Regions from separate parts of the Homo sapiens genome. Here region 2 is linked to region 1. A link is an interaction called in ENCODE POLR2A ChIA-PET data of the cell type or tissue named here. Cell type or tissue: Panc1. All regions are shown on one strand.

What was found. Peaks named below come from ENCODE experiments on the same cell type or tissue, not always from the same donor. Only the 100,000 strongest peaks of a DNase experiment are listed, where the experiment ranks them.
Region 2: POLR2A ChIA-PET joins it to region 1 with 5 read pairs; 3 of 35 experiments call an interaction of 5 or more read pairs at or near these places.

The regions. Positions count from the first base shown.
Region 1 is chr7:140,198,256-140,203,255 of GRCh38, reverse strand. No RefSeq gene overlaps it. Among named protein-coding and RNA genes, the nearest start is that of KDM7A-DT, 23 kb to the right of the region's middle. In Panc1, no CTCF peak of the experiment used is centred here; a DNase peak (open chromatin) is centred at 2,895; H3K4me3 peaks cover 592 bases.
Region 2 is chr7:140,118,069-140,123,068 of GRCh38, reverse strand. KDM7A (lysine demethylase 7A) reads left to right here. Exons shown (of 20, transcript NM_030647.2): 8 at 2,540-2,627; 9 at 3,850-3,956. Among named protein-coding and RNA genes, the nearest start is that of KDM7A, 56 kb to the left of the region's middle. In Panc1, no CTCF peak of the experiment used is centred here; no DNase peak of the experiment used is centred here.

The sequences.
Region 1 (5,000 bases):
ATAGATATTAAATTAACTATAAGTATCCCTTATGAGAAACAAAGAGATGGGCCCAATTAAAGGAATAGGTTGGGCTAGTTAACTGCAGCAGGAGCATTTCCTTAAGGCACAGATTGCCCATGCTATTGTTTGTGGCTTAAGAATGCCTTTAAGGGGTTTTCCCGCCCTGGTGGGGCCGGGTGTTCCTTGCCCTCATTCCCGTAAACCCACAACCTTCCAGCGTGGGCGTTAGGGCCATTATGAACATGTTACAGTGCTGCAGAGATTTTGTTTATGGCCAGTTTTGGGGCCAGTTTATGGCCAGATTTTGGGGGGCCTGCTCCCAACAATTACCCATAATAATAAGCATAAGAAGAGAAGCACTAGGAAAGAAGCCTCACTAACTCTTCCAGCTAAAGAGAAGTTAAATAGGGCTTCACGGAGAAGCTAGCATTTGAGTTTGACCTTAAGGGCTTTCAATCAACAGAGATGGGGAGCAGTGTGGGCATTTCCTATGGACAGATTCACATAGGCAAAGCACAGAAAGGGAGAAACCCAGAGCAAGTCAATTGGACTAGTAGGTGAAGAGATTCATGTCTGGCAGCAGTGGGAGAGCAGGTTGAAAAATAATGCTAGCCACCATTTATTGAGCAATTACAATATGCCAGGCATTGCTCTAACTGCTTTATCTACATATGCTTGCCTATCCTCAGCAATGTTATTGTTCAGCCTCATTTTGCAGCTAAGGAAACTGAGGCCCAGAGAAGTTAGATAATTTGCTCAAAAACACACTACTAGAGAGTGCAGTCTGGCTCTAGAGTTCAAGCCCAAGCTCTTAGGCACTATATTCTGCTTCCAATGCTGCTGATCAAATAGGTGTGAGCCGGATTTATTTATAATTTTTTGTTGTTTTTGTTGTTGTCGCTGCTTCTGCTGGGGGAGATTGAATACTAGGCTTAGGAAGTAAATTTTATTCTGGGAGGATGGGGTCCCACTGAAGTGTCATGGGTAGGGCACAGCAGATCTGTGAGGTGCTTTGGGAGAGTTCTTTGAGCCCAATTGGAGGAGGGAAAGGCTTAAATTCGGGAAACAATGCTGGGGGGTGGGGACTGCAAGAATCCAGGTGAAAGGCAGGGAAGGCCAGAGCTAGAGGAGTGCAAGGGATGGGAGAAAGGGGATGGATGATAAAGCAATTTTAAAGAAAGAATTCATCTTCTGCATATGACTGGGATGAGGGTGTTGCCCAGGTCAGCAAGGCCTACATAAGAGTCAGAAAAGACGGAAGGTTGATGCCCTGTGACTAGAAGACGAGAGATGCTTGCCACGGGATTAAGGAAGTGGAGCAGCCTCAGTTAGGGGCAAAGATGAAGACTCTGAGGCTGGCAGGAAGAGTTTGAGGGGCTGAGAGCAAAGCTCTGGGGGCAGTGGGAATGGAGCTGGGAAGTGGGGGATTTGGGCGTCATCAGCAGCACCAAGTAGAGGCTTTGAGGGTAGAGGAGGAGGTCTTCAGTGTTGAGAAAGCGGAAATAAAAAGGAATCGGGAAAGATGCAACAAAGGGGAAGACAATGCAGTGAAAGGGCCGAGCAGACATTAGCTGGTGGAATTACAAGGGAAACCAGGGGTGCCTCCTCACGTGAAGAAGAATTCTCAAAGAGAATGAATGGGTTGCTGTCGCTGTCCAGTGCTGCAGAGAGGAAGCTGAAGGAAGCCAGGCACAAGGCCCCAGGAGGCCATTGGTGCCATTTGGGGAGCCATCTCAGTGATGTCCCTAGCGGTAAAGGATTAGAGAGTGAAGGAGAATGAGAAAACTGGAAGCACCAAAATTCCTCCAGGGAAGAAATGGGGAGGCTAGGTCTGTTCCTTTAGGAGTAATAGGCTCAGAGACAGCTTATTTAGAATTTATTTAGTTTTGGTTGTCATTTTCTCCAGGGCAAACATTTATCTAGCTGTTACTGCCATTGGACACTCTGCTGGGCAATGCACCGGGAATCCTGAGCTTGTAGGAAGAGGCAGACAGGAGTCTGGCCAGAATCATTGGTTCACGCCTGTCATCCCAGCATGTTGGGAGGCAGAGACGGGAGGATCACTTGAGGCCAGGAGTTCAAGACCACCCTGGGCGACATAGCCAGACCCCTGTCTCTAAAAAAAAAAAAGTTTTTTTTTTTTTTTTTTTGAGACAGAGTCTCACTCTGTCACCCAGGCTGGAGTGCAATGGCACCATCATGGCTCACTGCAACTTCTACCTCCTGCGTTCAAGCAATTATCATGCCTCAGCCTCCTGAGTAGCTGAGATTACGGGTGTCTGCCACCATGCCCGGCTAATTTTTGTATTTCTGGTAGAGATGGGGTTTCACCATATTGGCCAGGCTGGTCTCGAACTCCTGACCTCCAGTGAACTGCCCACCTCAGCCTCCCAAAGTGTTGGGATTATAAGCGTGAGCCATTGCACCCGGCCAAAATTGGTTTTTTAATTAGCAGGGCATGGTGGTGCATGCCTGTAGTCCTCAGCCTGGGCAACAGAGCAAGACCCTGTCTCAAAAAAAAAAAAAAAAAAAAAAGGAGTTCATGGGGAGCAGGAGATAAAAGGAACACAAGCAAGGAAAAGGGATATGAGATAGAGAGGGAGGGAGTTGTAAAATCACAGGTAGAGGGTTAGGCTCTTGCTTCTGAGAACAGAAAAGACAAGACTGCAGGACAAGGCGCTCAGAGTGGATGAGGAAGGGCCTCCATTGGTCCTATGGGCTGTGAGGGTCTCTAGGAAGCCTTTCCCGCCTGCTGGCCTCACCCTAGGACTGTTGATGGAGTCCTAAGCACTGCTCGCTGGATGTATGGCTGTGCTCTGCGTGAATGAATGACGTCACCCATTCAGCGCAGCCTGCTCCACACGTGATGTTTGTTGTTCTCGGGAGAGAGGGCGGTATCCAGCCCTAAGGTCTTCCAGGGTGCAAGGAAAAGGCATGTCTGGGGCTGGAAAGAACTTGTCATTGCAAAATTTTCCTTGGGACGTGGAATTAAAAACTTTTGTCACTGACAAGGGTTTGCTCCTAATTTTCCAGAATGACTCAAATGTTTGCTTCAGACAATGACAGAGTGTATCTTGCTTGAATCATTGGATTTCTGTTATTTTTGTAGGATGTGGGTGGGCAATATGACTCAGTATTTTTTCCAAGAGATGTGAAAATTATATTGCCTATTTTGGATCATTTCATACTGAGACCTGGAACATTTTTCTCAAATTTTAAATCTTGGAGCTTAGGGAATTTTTGTTTTTGTTTTGTCTTTCAATCATATCAGATATTTTCCAGATAAAATTTTAAAGGAAAATTACTTAGCAATAGCTCCAAGTTATGAAGTATATTTTGAATGATAATTTATTTTTACATTGTTAAAATAAAAGATGTGTTAAAGCTGGTGGTGTGTTTGCCATCCTAACAGTGAAAATATTAGAGAACGTGGGATAAGGTGGAGACTCGAAAGTCATCTAATTCAAAACTTTATCTGGTGTGTGAATGAATATCCTCATTCTAGTTTTCCAGCTTAAATCTGCCTCCCTGCAGCTTCCAAACCTGGGTTCCAGTCCTGACCCTTATTCTATGTGAACCCCTATGGAATAATTCTGTAGCTGAATGATCATTTTTGAGATACAGCTGTATTTTCCTTTTTGATAAGTCAGCAAGGATTCTTTTCCAGCAGTTTTTTTGGGTTGTTTTTGTGTTTGTTTGCTATTAGTGCTAGGACAAGAGACTGGGGCTTAATGTCTCTGAGAAGGACAGGGCACATAGGAAAAAGAAAGATGAGGCCAGATATGGTGTCTCACACCTGTAATCCCGGCACTTTGGAAGGCTGAGGTGGGTGGAGCACTTGAGGTTAGGAGTTGGACACCAGCCTAGGCAAAATGGCAAAACCCCATCTCTATTATTAATATAAACACAAAAAATCAGTCGGGCATGGTGGCACAGGCCTGTAGTCCCAGCTACTCAGGAGACTGAGGCATGAGAATCACTTGAACCCAGTAGATGGAGGCTGCAGTGAGCCGAGATCGCACCACTGCACTCCAGCCTGGGTGACAGAGTGAGACTCCACTTCAAAAAAAAAAAAGATGAGCCTAAGGGTATAATTCTTTTCTGATAGGTTTTAGTTGATAATGGTATTGTGGTCATGTTTAGAAAATAGTTCTTATCAGGCCAGGCACAGTGACTCACACCTGTCATCTCAGCAGTTTGGGAGGCCGAGGCAGGTTGGTCACTTGAGGTCAGGAGTTCGAGAACAGCCTGGCCAACATGGTGAAACCCTGTCTCTACTAAAAATACAAAAGTAGCTGGGTGTGGTGGCGCACACCTGTAATCCCAGCTACTCATGAGGCTGAAGCAAGAGAAACGCTTGAACTCAGGAGGCAGAGGCTGAAGTGAGCCAAGATCGCACCGCTGCACTCTAGCCTAGGCGACAGAGCGAGACTCTATTTCAAAAAAAGAAAAAAAGAAAAAGAAAAAAAGAAAGACGAGCCCAAGGGTGTAATTCTTTTCCAATAAGAAGCCTGGAAGAGAAAATGCAAGGTCCTTGCTCTGTACGTTTATTGGTTTATTGAGCCTGCCAGAGTGAGCATAGAGAAGCCACCCACCCCACTTTTCCCCCAACCCTTGGGTTCAACCCCAGGTAGGAGTCATTGAGGGGCAGTGGAAACAGCCAGAGAGTTCTAGAGCAGAGGCAGAGGTACCACCAAGCTAATGAAGCTTAGGTTTCAGGGCCTCTCACTTGCTGGGGCTTCTTCCAGTGTTCTAGGAGGGGTCCCAGCAACGAGGTTACATAATCTCATTTAAAAGGCAGCTTAACCGCCATTGGCTAAGATGGCCCTCTCCTTCCAGTCTGACTCACTCTCCATCACATTTATCCTCCTCTTAGCACTGAACAAGTGACCATAGGCACTGTGGGCATCCAGCTAAGGAAATTCGAGTTGGGTTTCATTTTGTTTGGGTTTTGTGGAATGTATTTATATAGATTGTTGTTAAATCTGTGTATAGTT
Region 2 (5,000 bases), 80 kb after region 1:
GAGAAATGTCTATTCAAACCCTTTGCTCATTTTAACATTGGGTTGTCCTTTTTAATTGTTGAGTTTGTAAGCATTCTTTATTCTCTGTACTAGACCCATATCAGTATGTATGATTTGCAAATAATTTGCTCCCATTTTGTGGGTTATCTGCTCACTTTCTTGATAATATCCTTTGATGCACAAAAGTTTTTAATTTTGATAGTCTTAACTATGGTCAGCTCTCCATTGCTGTTAAAAACCAAGCCTGTAAGAATCTGGGCTGCTGTCCCAGGACAGTTAGGACAGCATAGGGTGTGTCTTGAGAGACCCTCAAAGAAAGGACTGAGTATCAGCCTTAGCTGTAGCCTCAAGTATAGGTATCAGGCCTCTCATTTTGAGATGTAAATGAATGTAGAGTATAGACTGTCCAGACCAGTGGTTTCGAGAACTGTGTGCTGGTTTTGGTGACCCTAATGACTGTAAAGTTCACAGGGATCTGTCCCTGCAGGTCCTGCTGAAAGCCTTGCCTCTGGTGTATATAATAACAAATGTATGTTGAATAAATGAAGACATGCCTTAGAACTACCAGAATATTTGCCTAGATTAGTAACAGTATTTTCATTGTGAATGGGCTCATTCACATTGTGAATGCCCCTCCCTTAAATCTTCCTACTTCTTGCTTTTATGTTAGGTATTTCTAATATAATCATAAATTGACATTTATGATTCTTCAAATCATAAATTGACATTCATAGAATAATTTTTTAAATTGATTTAATGTCCTAACTAGAATATAAAGAAGAAATAAAAAGGTAATTTATAATGAAATGCTATTTCAGTATGTGCCTGTCTAGGCACAGCAGCATTAGAGAACAGAATGAAATAGTAATTGCATAAGGAAGGAAATCAATCTAGGTGTGTGTCAGTGGCAACACAAATTCTATCAGTAGCACTGGTGTAGGTACTGATACTTCCTGGAATATCAGAATCACATGGAGGGCTGGTTACAACACAGATTGCTGGACGTCATGGCCAAGGTTCGGATTCTGTGGATCTGGAGTGGGCCTGAGAATGTGCATTTCTAACAAGTTATTGGCTGATTCAGGTGCTGCTGGTATGGGGACCATATTTGGAGAACCACTGCTGTAGGCAATGTAATTCTTTTCCCAAGGTTGTTAGTGACTGATAAGCTTCCAAACTACAGTACAGTTTTTGTGTTTCAGGAAATTGTGCCAAAACCATGAAAATATACTGTGTGTGGGTGTCTGTATATACAGATATATATAATAATATATAATAATGGAGTTCTAATTTCTAGGCTCAGATAGTTAATAGGACAGGCTTTGTACCTATATGAATGCGCAGGAAAATTTGGCAGTCCCGAGTGATGCAGGACAATTTCATTTTGTATGGAACTGTCTCACATATTGTACTCCTGGCTCCCACTCACAAAATGCCAGTAGTGCTCCCAGATCATTGTGACAATCAGAAAAGCCCCTAAACGTTCCAAAACATCCTGAACAGGCAGTACTGCCGCTATTGAGAACCACTGATGTGTAGGATTTGGAGTTGGCACAGACTGCTAATTTGTGGTTTCAAGGTCAAGCTCAAGGCTTTGTGCCTTTGAGCACAGCAATGGGCACACTTGAAAGTGAGTCCTTTGAGGGTTTTTTGTTTTGTGTTACAGTTCAGTGAGGGGTCAAAAGATGAAAAATACAAAGAAAACGGGATTTGTGTATTTTAAAAGCTAATTTGCATACAAATATGTGTTTGTATTTATTTCTGGTGAAGTCTTGAAGTCTGCCAACATTTTTTTCAAAAGTTAGACGTCATGTCTTAGAAATGGTTTTCACTTTGTAAGCATTTGTATGGGAATACAAAATATCATTTTTTGGCAACACCTATATTTGTAGGACCATAACCCTTCATAATTAAATGTGAGTAATCTACCTTTTCCTTCTACAGAGTCAGGTCTCAGGTTGACTCCTCTGATCCTCCTCTGCTTAGTCCTTTCGGGGCACTGATTTCAGGATGACACCAGGGCGATGGAGTGTCCCATCAATCCCAGTGTGTTCTCTAATGGAAAATGTGCTTTTCTAATTCAAACCAGATTTGGCTGGTCTCAAAGAGTAAAATCTTTAATATAAAGTTGGGTTGTGTTTTTAAGCTAAAAAACAAAAACAGGCTGGGCACAGTGGCTCACGCCTTAATTTCAGCACTTTGGGAGGCCAATGTGAGAGGATGACTTTGAGGCCAGGAGTTTGAGATCAGCCTGGGCAACAAAGTGAGACCCCATCTCTATTTTTAAAAAGAAAAAAACAAATACAGTAACAACTACAAAAACCGTCACCTTATTTCTCAAACTCAGCATAGAGCCTACCATATAATAGGCATTTAATAAATAATTAAATCTATAGATTGTAATAAACATTAACTTCTCTAGCACTGAAATATGAAGTAAACTGATATTGATATTTTGAGTTACTTCACAGGTAGATATCCTATTGGTTTAGTTTACATATTGAAAAATGACTGGTTTATATATTTTCAACCATTTTAGGGTGGATCCATGCTGTGCTCACTTCTCAGGACTGTATGGCTTTTGGGGGGAACTTCCTGCACAACCTTAACATTGGCATGCAGCTCAGGTTTGTGTCATCAGTATTTAAATGACCTTTTGTCCTTTTTAAAAATAGGATACTTTTTTTTTTAACTTAAAAAAAATCAATAGCTTATTTTATTTGAGATTCCATGGAAATAGTCCCTGAGATATTATTAGGGATAGAAGCTTTTAACAAAAGTAGTATTTTAAAATTTTGCCAGGAGGATAATTTGCATTTCAAATCTAAAACAACAACAACAAAAGGGAACTTATTCAGATAATATTCCAAATTTCAAAATTTTGTGAAAATGTATGTGTTCTTCTTTGGCTATTTTTGCAGTGAGGGAGATGAACAAAATCTAGTCAGACTCAGATGTGACATATGGTGCTAGAAAAAAGCAACCGTAAGTCAGGACTGCTATCAAAACACCTGCTTTAATTTTGCTGCAGGTAAAGGATTAATAGCTGTTTCTCCTCTATATGAGAATTTGACCTTTGCGTAACTCTCTTCTCCTAGTAGTCTAATGAGTGTTGACTTTTACTAGGTAACATTGCTTATGGTAAAAATGATTCCTGATTGATAAACTGCATCAGGACTGGGAGAACTAGAAATACCTAGTAAGAAGCCATATCTCTGGACTTGCCTGAATGTGGTAACTCTTGTAACTTGGCACACTCATAGAGATCCCTAGAAGCTATGCATCTGTGTGTGGCGTTATTAGGGGAGATAGTGGCTTTTACAGGGCATAAGGCTTTAAGCAGCCTTAAACAGCTCCCACACCTACCAAGTGTGGATCTTGTCTTTTTGTACCTGAGCTGTCCCTGAGGGAGGGATGGCTCCTGTTTAATTCTTGCCAAGTGTGGTCTTGAGCTGGAATGCCTAGTGGAGCCTAAATAAAACTTTTTTGGGTGGGTATTGCACTGTTGTCTAACACATAGAGGTGTTTTCTGAAACACACAGTTTTATTTATTGTAGTAGAACCCTCGTAAAAATGTCTTTTGTTAAAACCAGGATACAAATCCCAAAGTGTGATCCTGATCTTCTGTGAAGTCCAATACAATTCTTAAGTATACCATCAAATTCCTTAAAGTCAGAACCTGGATAAGATCACAATTCAGTCTTGTCCAAATGTGATGTTGCTAAGAAATGTAAAATACTTTATTGGTCTTACATATCATGACCTGGTTATTTTATTTTCCAGTTGGTTACTTTCATCTAACTTTGAAATTCTAATATTAATATTAAAAATTTCTTCAAACTCATTTAGGTGTTATGAGATGGAGAAAAGGCTAAAAACACCAGATCTTTTCAAATTCCCTTTCTTTGAAGCCATATGTTGGTTTGTAGCCAAAAACTTGCTGGAAACCCTGAAAGGTAATTAATAATTTGCATGTTTGTATATGATATGATGCATATTGTTTGTAAATTCACTCATAGCCACCTGACAGAAAGAGTCCCTTTTCTAGTAGTGTATGGATGTCACTCCTATTTTGTTTTTTAAATAAGTGGTTTTCCCCCATCCAGCAACCTTTTTAGCAAGTTAGAGTCTTTAGTCCATAACCTGACAATCCATGTTCTTAAAAATTTGTTATGAAAGACCTGGATCAGAACAACGTAGGTAATATTAGAAATGTTCATTCCATCTAGTCCTCTAGAAGCCTGCATACATCATCAAGCACGTAACAGTGCCTGACTCTCAAAAATGCAGTTTATGTCAAGAGACTGTTACCTATTATATGTTCCCAAAATTTGCTTTTAAAAAAGCAAACTAGGCTGGGCACAGTGGTTCACGCCCTAATCCTAGCACTTTGGGAGGCCGAGGCAGGCAGATCACCTGAGGTCAGGAGTTCAAGACCAACCTGGCCAACATGGTGAAATCCTGTCTCTACTAAAAAAAAAAAAAAAATACAAAAATTAGCCGGGCATCGTGGTGCATGCCTGTAATCCCAGCTACTTGGGAGGCTGAGGCAGGAAGAATCGCTTGAACCCGGCGGGAGGCAGAGGTTGCATTGAGCCGAGATCATGCAATGGCGACAGAGCAAAACTCCATCTCCAAAAAAAAAAAGTCAGGTTATGATTCTGTAGTTGAAGAAAAAAAACCTTTTTTGAACTTGTCTTTATAGTTGAACCCAAAAGCTACTTTATAAAAGGTGGAATTTCAGACTTTGATGTTTTAATCTTTTGGTTTAATTATCTTTGAGCACTCAAGTTGGAGACTGATGTCACTTGCTTCTGTTTTCTGCTTTTCATCCTCTTGTGCTAGTGAGAATAGTTTGTCTGCTTTTTGTGTTGTCTAACTTTTCTAGTCAGTTTGTAAATAGTGCTACTATTATAATTGACAACTCTCAGAATAGACATAAACAGATTAAACAGTAAAGTTTATTGTGAACATTTGCTTCTTTTTCCATTTTAAAGTTA